Linked DNA regions of Homo sapiens: region 2 is linked to region 1. Evidence: chromatin contacts called from ENCODE Hi-C or POLR2A ChIA-PET data. All regions are on one chromosome and are shown on one strand. Each heading gives the region's core, a stretch centred on a gene start or an enhancer-like site at or near the end of the contact. The rest is flanking DNA. Distances are from core to core; before and after follow the strand shown. Region 1 overlaps KLHL29 (kelch like family member 29). Region 2 overlaps KLHL29 (kelch like family member 29).

Region 1 (4,790 bases), core at 602-3,101:
CTTCCCATATGAATTGCACCTGGGTCATGGGGACTGGGAAGCTGTGCATGCGCCTTGCAAGCTCTCACCCAAGTCTAGAGCCTCCTGCATCTCCCTCTTCCCAAGGCAGCCTCATGGCCCCACTTGAGGCTCTGAGGTTCTGCCTTTAAGGGAATAGAAAGTTTTTCTCCCCAGCTCCCAGTGAAAGCAGCTGTTTCCTTGTGAGTGTCCTCCAGGTGGGAGACGGAGGGATTTTGGACGGGCACATTAGTCCATTTTACTCCTCAGGGTTTAAGTTAACAGGAATAGTAGAAGGGATCAACGTTGACCCAGAAAACTGGCCCACAGGCCTGCTATTGGGTAATGTACTAGTCCATTCTTTAGTTGCTATAAAGAAGTACCTGAAGCTGGGTAGTTTATAAAGAAAGGAGTTCATTTGGCTCATGGTTCTGTAGGGTGTCTAGGAAGCATGGCACTGGCATCCTCTCCTGGAGAGGCCTCAGGATGCTTCTAATCAGGGCAGAAGGCGAAGAGGGAGCAGGCTGTCACATGACGAGAGGGGGAGCAAGAGAAGGGGGAGGTGCCACTCTTATTTTTATTTTTTCTTGAAATAGGTCTTGCATTTTCACCCAGTCTAGAGTGCAGTGGTGCGATCACATCTCATTCAAGCCCCAATCTCCTGCCCTCAGTTGATCCTCCCACCTCAGCCTCTTGAATAGCTGGGACCACAAGCATGTCCCACCGTGCCCAGAAAAAAAAATTTTTTTCTTTTTTTTTTTTTAGAGATGGGGTCTCACTGTGTTGTCCAGGCTGGTCTCCAGTTCCTGAGCCCAAGTCATCCTCCAACCGCAGTCTCCCAAAGTGCTAGGATTACAGGTGTGAGCCATCATGCCTTACTGTCACAGCCAGCAGTCTCATGAACTGAGTAAGAACTCACTCATCACCAAGGGGATGGTGCCGAGCCATTCACAAGGGATCCTCCAGGGTCCAATGCCTCCCACCAAGCCCCACCTCCAACATTGGGGATCTCATTTCAACATGAGATTTGGAGGGGTCACACATCCAAACCGTGTCAGATGGGAAGCTGAGAAAAGTGACATCTGCCTCTGAAATAGTTCTGGGAACGTCACTGGAGGGTGACTGCCAGGTTCACTCATGCCATCAGCCCCGCCTTTGTGTCCTCAGTAATTTTTACTCTGAGCATAATCACAGCCCTCGTTGAGAGGAGCCACTGTCCCTGTTGGTCTTCTTTCTAGAAGTATCTCTTATATACTGATATACAGCAGTGCATTTACATTGTTAACTGTAAAAATGACACCAACACATTTAGAAAGGCCACCAGATAAAATAAAGAAAAATGTATCCCTCAACGCTGACATACTTACTGGCTTGCTTTTGGAACGTTCTTCTTTCTGTCTTCAGGTGCTAGAACTTTAGGAGAGTAAGTGGGCTCTGTTGAGGGACTCTGAAGACTGGTCACCCCCCCGCCCACACACACACACACATCCCCCAGCACTTGAGCTGCGCTTCCACATAACCACTTCCTTTATGCTGGGACTGTGGTTTCTTTGTGTGTTTTTATGTCTTTTCCATGTCTGGGTCTGGGTTTGCCTCCCCTGAGAGACCGTAAACTTCTAAAGAACAAGAACTGTGTTGTCTCCTTTTATAGGAGTGTATGTTTCATTAAAAAAAAAAAAAGTAAAAGTAAATTTTAAAAAACGTTTCTTGTCTATGCCTACGATGTTCTTATTGACTTGAGGGTTTAGACAGTGTCTCTGAAAATTCTCTGGCAAACACTCCCTGGCCCCACCATAAACAGCTGGTTGATGTAACCACACCGTAGCTCAGTCACCACGTCACAGGAGCTGTGTCTTCTTCTGCCCGGGAACTACCTGTCCTGTGTGACAGAAAAATGCAGCGGTTGCCAGCCAAGGGCCCACAGGCAGGATTCCCCTGAAGCTGTGGGACTTTGCTAACAATGCATCTCCCACATTGAGGCTTTTCAGAAATGCGATTGAAAATAGAAGTGTGGGTGCAGCATTTTCCTTCCTGCCACATGGGAATTCTGGGGAAAGAGCTCACCTTGAAGGAACAACCTTGCTGGGAGTGCAGTGGGGGGACCTTTCCCCTGGAGCCGGAGCCCCTGCTGGGTTCTGGCAGCCCCAGGATGCCCACTGAGCTCTGCTTCTCTGGGCACCCTGAGAAATGGACGGCAGCGGCCCTGACTCCGGGCTAAGGCAGGGCTTCAATTAAGCCAGAGAAACACGATTTATTATCAGCATGTTTTCAGTTCCAAGCCGTGCTTTGAAAAGGTCACCTTATATGAATATTTAGAAAAAGCAAGATCATAAAATAAGAGGGACTTGGTATTTTGTTTTGTATTTTTTTTTTAGAAGAAAATTCGGGCTCACTGGTAACTTACAATGGGCAAACTCTAGCACTTTTTATTTAACCTGCATTTACCCTTTAAAAATGGGGAGGAGGTTTTAGAACTGCATTTGAGGAGACTTTCTGTGTCCAGGGGATTTTACAGCGTTTGAAACCAGGGCAGTGAGCCTTACACCCGGGACCCAAGGTCCGCTTGCTGACTAAATGCCCATTAAAACAGCAAATGAGGAGGCCAGGTCTGCTTTGAAGAGCCTAGCCTAATTGTGTTGTATTTGTGTCAGCTGATGGCTACTTTTTTCATTAGGGACTTTTAACCTGTGGGTCATCTTTTGAAATACACATTCGATTGAGTCAGTTCTTCCTTTAAGACCTCAATTGGCTCTCCTTGCCCGAGGAGAAAGCTGGGCCCCTGACCCTCCCGCCCCGGCCCCTTGAGATCTGGACACAGCCTTGCCTCAGAACTCAGCCTGTCACCTCCCCTCCCCTCCTGTCACGTCCTGTGTCCCATTCCAGTCCCATAGTGAGGGGACTTAGTGGATTATATTGTAGGATGAGCTTAGTTAAAGATTAAACGAGTATGTTTATTCTTTATTTCACAGAGTAATTGTTTTAAAACGAATTTTATTTTTATGCTTAGTAGGATGGATTTTATTTAAACCCCCAGGCAGACTCCATTTAAATCTGTCTATAAATTGTATAGTCTTGATGTTTTTGTATAACTTTGATATACATTCTTTACAAAATCCCGGTTTTATTTTTACAAGATGAAGATTATACATTTTAAAGCAGTTATTTCGTCAGCTTTTTCTGTCTCCTTGTATAATCATATCAGAGGACTGAATAATGATTTCGTTATTTCATTTGCACAGTCTCTCGTGACTGCTAAGCACTCTGCTTGTAGTTCCTGTTTTTTGCTATTCCTCTGTTCTTGCGTTTTTTTCTGCAATCTCTCCCCGCCTTGCCCAGATCTCTTCCTCAATGATTTTTTTTTAAATTTTGTACAACAAATATTCCTCGGTGCCTCCTGCCCACCAGACACTATGCCAGGTGCCAAGTGTAGAATGCAGATTAAACAGCCAGGTTGTCTACCCCTTGGCACTTGGCATGGAATTCCGTGGCGCCTTTCCATTAAAGAGGGCTAAGGGCTGTCAGCTGAATTTGACAACTCGTAGAAACAGGAACAGTGGGTTGGGGGGGGGGCATTTATTTCTCTCGCATCTGCAGCCTCTGTGCAATCAGTTTGTCATCTCTGAAGACAAATTTATTGTGAATTAAATAAGATCACCCTTTGATGTCTCTTGAATGTGGCCTCTTCTCAGGCCTGGCTCCTTCTGGTAGAGCTGTTGTCTTTAGTTGCTGACATTATCAATAACAAAATCTTGGCCCACCCATAAAATTGTCCCACTTCCATAATCCTTGACCTCTTGTGACTGATTAGTAAAGCTCTGTAAAAAGGTTACCTGAAAATATATTTTATAAATACCGTGTATTATGATTCAGAGTTACACCTCGTGCCTAAAATATGTTCTTCAACTTTAACCTATTTTAAGTTGAAATAGTTTTGCTAGATTTGGTTGGTTTATCATTACTGTTGTTATCAACATTGGTTTGGTCTGTTGTTAGTGAAGGTCTTTGTTAAAAAGCAAATAAATAAGTGGAAATCCAGTTAATGTAAGATATTTTGGTTTGTGAATTTTATTTGCCTTTCTGCTCTAAGAAGTTTCCCTGAGGACAGGCAGACAAGTTTGCCATTGAGTGATGAAGAGAAGCGTCAGCTGAGGGATGGTCTCCTGATTTTTTTTTTTTTTTTTTTTTTTTGAGACCGAGTCTCCATCTGTCACCAAGGCTGGAGTGCAGTGGCACCATCTCGGCTCACTGCAACCTCTGCCTCCCAGGTTCAAAAGATTCTCCTGCCTCAGCCTCCCGAGTAGAGTCTCCTGATTTTGTAAATTCTGCCATGTGGTTCATTTGTTAGTCAGCCACAGTTAGGCACTGAATTGTGTCTCCCCAAAATTCACATGCTGAAGCCCTAATTCCCAATCCCTCAGAATGTGGCTGTATTTGGACATAGGGCCTTTAAAGGGGTGATTAAGGTGAAACCTGATTGGTGTGTTTATAAAAAGAAGACACACAGAGGGACACAGGAATGTGCATGCAAAGAGGAAAGACTGTGTGAGGACTTCGTGAGAAAGCGGCCACCTGCAAGCCAAGGAGAAGAGGCCCCAGAAGAAACCAAACCTGCTGACACTTTGATCTTGGACTTCTGGCCTCCAGAACTGTGAGAAAATAAATTCCCATTGTTTAAACCACCCAGCCTTTGGTATTTTGTTATGGCAGCCCTAGCAAATTAATGCAACCACCAAGCCTGTTGCAAAGGATTTTTCTTCCAAGCAGATTCCTGTTTGATGGTAGGAGCCAGTATC
Region 2 (5,307 bases), core at 1-2,500, 80 kb after region 1:
AGGTTCAGCTGAACATGTCCTTAAAGGAAATCCTTCTGGGTGAAAAATAGCAGAAATGTGCTCCCATCTGTTCCTCATCAGCAGACTGCACTATACTATTTGCTTTCCACGTCTGTGCCCTGGATACTTTCTCACCCTCTTTGACACCTGGGACCATAGAGATGTGAACCTGAAAGAACCAAGTCGCCACGACTCCCAAGTGCCACCTCAGTAAGGGACCTCAACGGGACGACCAAGGCCCAGTGGAAGCCTCGACGGCCCTTGACCATGGAAGCTGCCCAGAGCATCTCAAATAAGTCAGCAGCCTTTCCACTGGGCCTATTCCACAACGACCCCCCACAGACCAGAACCCGCTCCACTGGGGCCATGCCTGGGAGTTACTCCAAAGAGTTAACCTTTCCTGGTGGGAGAGGGGTGGAGGGGAAGGCTGAGGCCATTTGACATGTGCTGCCTGGTCTGAACATGATGCTGTGCTCAGACACTGAATTTGATGAAGTGCATTGTAAAATTTAAAAACAAATTTAAAACTCTATTAACTCCCTGTAATGGCCTCCTCCTGCAGTACATAGACAACACCGGCTCACTGGCAAGGAGAAAAAGTACTCTGGTTTGCAGTGTGCTTGGCTTGAAGCAGAATGGAGACGGTGGGAGCTGGTGAAGGGAATGGGGAGCCCACGCACCCTCTGCACCCAGGGCAGCACCCAGGGCGGCACCCAGGCCCCTGCTAGTGGAGCTTTGTGGGATGTGCATCGCCAAGGTTAGACTTTTTCTTGCTCCTATGTTAAAATCTCACTTTCACTTTCCTTTGAAGCTAAAACACTTCCTTCAAGAATGCACCACTGGAGTGACAAGATTGTAAGATTATCTTAACTTGGGACTGAGGCCTGGGCGGTGGGGAGCTCACTAGAGGCCTGTGGTTTGGGGTCAGCATGGGGGTGGGTGTCAGGTGGGAGGAGGTGTGTTCCCAGCCTCACCCACTACACCCTCTGCACGGGGAGAAGGATCAGGGCAGGGAGACTGTTCGCCACAGGCCTCTGCAAATCGAGGCGCGTTCAGGGTAAGGGGAGGATTGGCCCGGCTCCAGGCTACCAACTGGAGAGAGACGAACTTTTGTTGAGAAGGGAGACAGCCCCACAGCTGTGTGTGCACGTGGGCCGAGAGGAGGAGCTCAGCTGGCGGTGAGAAAGCCTGGGGGCCGAGGGGAGGGTTCCCTCTACGTCTCTGCAACTCACAGGCCCCCAAGCTGAGGAGCAGAAGGTGCTGCCTGGCCTGGTCTTTGACGAGTTCAAGGGATTTTCTGCCAACCAGTGGCTTCCCTGTGTGAGAGCGTCTCTCAGTTTTTCCTGAGCACGTAAAGTGGTTTGGAGATATTGGGGGAGGAAAAGGTGTACACATACGGCAGGCCTGGGGGTCAAAGGCAGCAGAGAAACCATGCGTATGTGTGAGTGTGTGCAGATCTGTGTGTGCACAAGTAAGCAGTGCCTTCTGATGTGGCTGCTTGTGGGCTAGTCCTAGGGCATGGGTTTGATGCGGACTCTTGCATCCAGGGAAGTATTTTTCTGAGAGTTCCCCCACCCTCTGGGGCTGGCATTCTACCCCCTTTGGAAAGAAAGCTGGGATGGTCTAAGCAGGGAGGGGTCCTGTGGAGACTTGTAGCTCCTGGCCCAGCAGGATTCATGGCATTTGGCGTCAGAGAAAACGTGAGCCTCTGCCGGGAGTGAAGCAGCTGATGCAAAACAAGGAGCCCTGGGTCGTAGATGCAGCTCTGTGCAGCCTCTGGGGAGCCTTGGCGCTGGCTCGCAGATCAAAGCTGGGAGACCTGGGAGCTCCCTGAAAGCTCCTTCCCTGGCAGCTGCAGATGGGGTGCGGCGTTTGGGCTGGGTGATGGCATTTGTAACAGTGTGAGGACCCCCCACTCTCCCGGGACTAACAGTGTAAATAAGAATTGGGGCATTTACGCCAATGAAGAGAACAGAATTTCCTTGTGCTGACAATCTAGAAGATCCGCTTGTGGACAGTTGAAATGCTAATTATAAGCTAACTCTGTTTTCAACCTTTGTGAACCCGGTTTGGGCTATTTTGTATCAATAAGACTGCTTTCAGAAAAAACAAATTTACTAATTAACTCCCTTTATTTTAAATACATGAGACTTTCCTATGGTGTCTGTTGTTTTTTTTTTTTTAAAGAAACGTGTGCGCTATGAGGTGTTTCCACAGCTCTTTTTGGGGTATGTAATAGTCCTCCTGATATTTTAATTGATATTTGAACCAAGTAAGGACCCGCCAATAGTTGAAAGTCCCCGGTTTCGGGGATGCCTTTCCAAGCAACCAGGGATTCCTGTCTGACATCCCGCTGAGCAGCACCCATTTTATCGTGTTTCTTCCCACAGCACAGGAAACAGGACAACCGGGGCTTCAGATCATGAGACCTGGTGTTGAATCCAGGTACAATGCTTTGTGAACCTGGGAAGTCACTTGGCCACATTGCAGTTAGTATGACTTACCTTGTAGGGTCCTTCTCATCATTGTTATTTTTATTAGATAAAATCACATTTGTGCAACACCTAGCCCAATGCCTGTTCCTTAACAGGCATTTAATAAGTGATGGTTATTATGTCTCAATGCCTTTGTTGACACATTATGTCTTCCCAGCGTGGAATTTTCCTCTCTTTATTGTTTTCTATTGAAATCCTTTGCGTCCTTTCAGAGGCTACTATGAATGCCCCCACCTCCGAGAAGCCTTCCTGTTTGGCCTTAGCCAGAATGACTTATTTCTTTGCAGCATCACAGATGCTAACTTCTGTTCCAGCCCAAGTTCCCGTCTTCCTTCTCTTCTGCTCAGTGTCTCTCCAGCTACACTGAGCTGCCCCTTTCCTGCCACAGCAGGGCCCAGCTCTGTGTATGGCACAGAGGCTCATAGAGTGGATGTGTTTTGAGTTGTTGAGTGAAGCTGAGGTCCCACAGTCTCTTTGAGGCTCCAGTGCTTCAAAACTTCCCTTGACAGACTACTGTGGGTGACTAGTCAACTGCAGAATTAGAAAGAAAAAACAGTGCCTTTTCTGGTCACTTAGAGCTGAGGGCATCTTGGATTTCACAGCCTAGAACCCCCTGCAGGCTTTTTGGATCCCCTAATCCTGTTGATGCTGCAGCAGTATCGACTGGCCCTAAAAGCAGCTGCTAAAATGCGTCTGGCACAAAGGAACTTTCTGGGCTGATGGAAATGGTCTGTATCATGATTGGGGTGGTGGTTAGGCAGGTGCATGCATTTGTCAAAACTCATCAGACTGTGCACTTAAGATTTGGACAGTTACTTTATGGACATTATATCTCCATAAAATTAGTTAATTTTTTTAAAATGTGGCCTGACCAGACAGGCTGGATACAGGGGCCTGTTGTGGTCTTCCTGTGGCCTTGGGAAATGCAGCTCATGCCAGCATGGCACAGGATTGCTCTGGGAGGAAAAGAGACAGAACAGTCTCTGCATTTGTGGAACTTAACCCTTTAAGTCCTGAGCTAGGACTCCACACACAGGTGCCTCGCCACCCTCTCCCAGGAGACCTCACCCTGGCCTGCCTCCAAAGAATCAGAGCCAAGCCTCACACGGCCACAGGCTGAGGCCTGCCTCTCACAGGAGAAGAGAAGATTAAAATTAATGTAAAATCTAACAGATATTTGTATACCCATGTTAATAGCAGCATTATTCACAATAGCCAAAAGGTAGAAGCAACTCAGGTGTCCATTAATTAATGAATGGATACACAAAATGTGTTGTATACATACAATTGAATATTATCTAGCCTTAAAAAGAAAGGGAATGCTATAGTCATGGATACCTACTACAACATAGATGAACCTTGAAGACATTATGCTAAATGAGATGAGCCAGACAAAGGAAAGGATAAATATGGTATGAGTCCACTTATACGAGGTACCTAGAGCAAATTCATAGAGACGGAAAGTAGAACGGTGGGTGCCAGGGTTTCGGGGAGGCGGGAAAGGGGAGTTATTGTTTTTAGTGGGCAGAGTTTCAGTTTGGAAAGATGAAACATTTTGGAGGTGGATCGTGGTGATAGTTACACAACATTGAGAATGTACTTAATGCCATTGAAGTGTACACATAAAATGGCTAAAATGGTCGGTTTTAGGTTTTGTATATTTGATTACAATAAAAAGAATAAAGAAGAGCAACGAAAGAATCCCAGGCCTAAGGCAGCCTCCTGGCCCCCTTAAATTTCAACATTTTAAATGTTATCATTCAGGGGACTGCTTAGCAGAGGATGTGGTTTCTGGTCTGAGAATCAAAATGTGGGAAACAGAAGCCCTCTCTGACTGCCAGGCCCTTTCAGAGCGACAGGTATCCTTCCTAAATGCCAGGTCCTTTTGTCAAGACAAAGGTGGGTGACCACATATCGCGCCACTGGTTTAACTTGATTTTCCCATCTGACTCTCTCGGGCAACGTGTATCCTGAAGCTGATGATGGAGGGGTGAATTTTACTTTATCGCCCCAGCAACTCCCAGCATCATGATTGGGGTGACCCCATCCTCAAGACCCAAGGGGCTCCAAGCTGCGGAAATTAGAGTACGCTGTGTGGACGGCAGCTTGGCTGTCAGAGCGGGTTGGCTCCTGGCCTGTAATTCAGAATGATACCCGGGTACTTGTCGCAGCAGGGGGCTGGTGCCGGCCTGAGCAGGCCTGCCGTGGAGAGTTTAAAGGAGGCTGACTCTCCCCGTTTTGCCTCAGGGACCATTTTTGATTTGTTCTTTGAATGGCAGAAGGCCTGGCCCATCAAACTCACAGGCAACCCTTCCCATGCTCAGAGGAGAGAGAGCTCGGCACAGCAGCCTGTGAAGGGGGCTGCCAACCTTTTCGTTTATAAAATACTGCTGGATTCTTGAGTCCTGATCTCTCTCCGTGAAGGTTTGCTGCAGTCAGGCCGTTAGGAGGACAAAGAAAGAATCTATTGGAAGGGCCCGAGCCTGTGCTGTGAAAAGAAGCTCTGTACTGTTTATGTTCTGGTTGATGTAGATAAGTAGGTACCATGCCTATAGTAAAGGAAAGAGAGTGACATTCTGAGACAAACTTCTGGTTCCCTTCCTACTAACGAAATAGCGAAAGACAGATCTCACACACACACACACACACACACACACACTCTCTCTCTCCCTCTCTCGCTCTCTCTCTCTCCCTCTCTCGCTCTCTCTCCTTCAGGTGTGGTGTAAAGGGCTGTTCTGGACCTGCTGGCATCCCCATTTTGTCCGTTACGTCCCTGTTCTTGGCAGAAACTTGAGGTGCACATGCTACTCTG

Evidence for each region. Hi-C counts contacts between places; a loop is a spot of excess contacts on that map. ChIA-PET counts read pairs that join two places held with the same protein, here RNA polymerase II (POLR2A). Pooled maps may share reads with other maps.
Region 2: a map of CD4-positive, alpha-beta T cell shows a loop between it and region 1 (8-fold over the local background). The contact joins two enhancer-like sites. A Hi-C loop is called at or near these places in 3 of 168 maps with a recorded cell type or tissue (CD4-positive, alpha-beta T cell, naive thymus-derived CD4-positive, alpha-beta T cell and prostate gland) and 7 of 50 pooled maps. POLR2A ChIA-PET finds 5 or more read pairs at or near these places in 1 of 52 experiments (CD4-positive, alpha-beta T cell).

What each region holds. Positions count from the first base shown.
Region 1 is chr2:23,451,445-23,456,234 of GRCh38, forward strand. All of the region lies in intron 1 of KLHL29 (kelch like family member 29), which reads left to right. The region is part of intron 1 of LOC124907741 (a long non-coding RNA gene); the gene reads right to left. Among named protein-coding and RNA genes, the nearest start is that of LINC02923, 67 kb to the left of the region's middle. RefSeq lists enhancers at 946-1,045, 1,588-2,089, 1,666-1,725, 2,090-2,589. Within about 2 kb of position 1,852, at least 6 of the 41 ENCODE cell types and tissues checked have a DNase peak (open chromatin) inside an H3K27ac peak, as active enhancers do; they include prostate gland, where a contact is called at or near this core.
Region 2 is chr2:23,531,766-23,537,072 of GRCh38, forward strand. All of the region lies in intron 2 of KLHL29 (kelch like family member 29), which reads left to right. Among named protein-coding and RNA genes, the nearest start is that of LINC02923, 150 kb to the left of the region's middle. RefSeq lists enhancers at 1,229-1,288, 4,152-5,027. Within about 2 kb of position 1,251, at least 2 of the 41 ENCODE cell types and tissues checked have a DNase peak (open chromatin) inside an H3K27ac peak, as active enhancers do; they include prostate gland, where a contact is called at or near this core.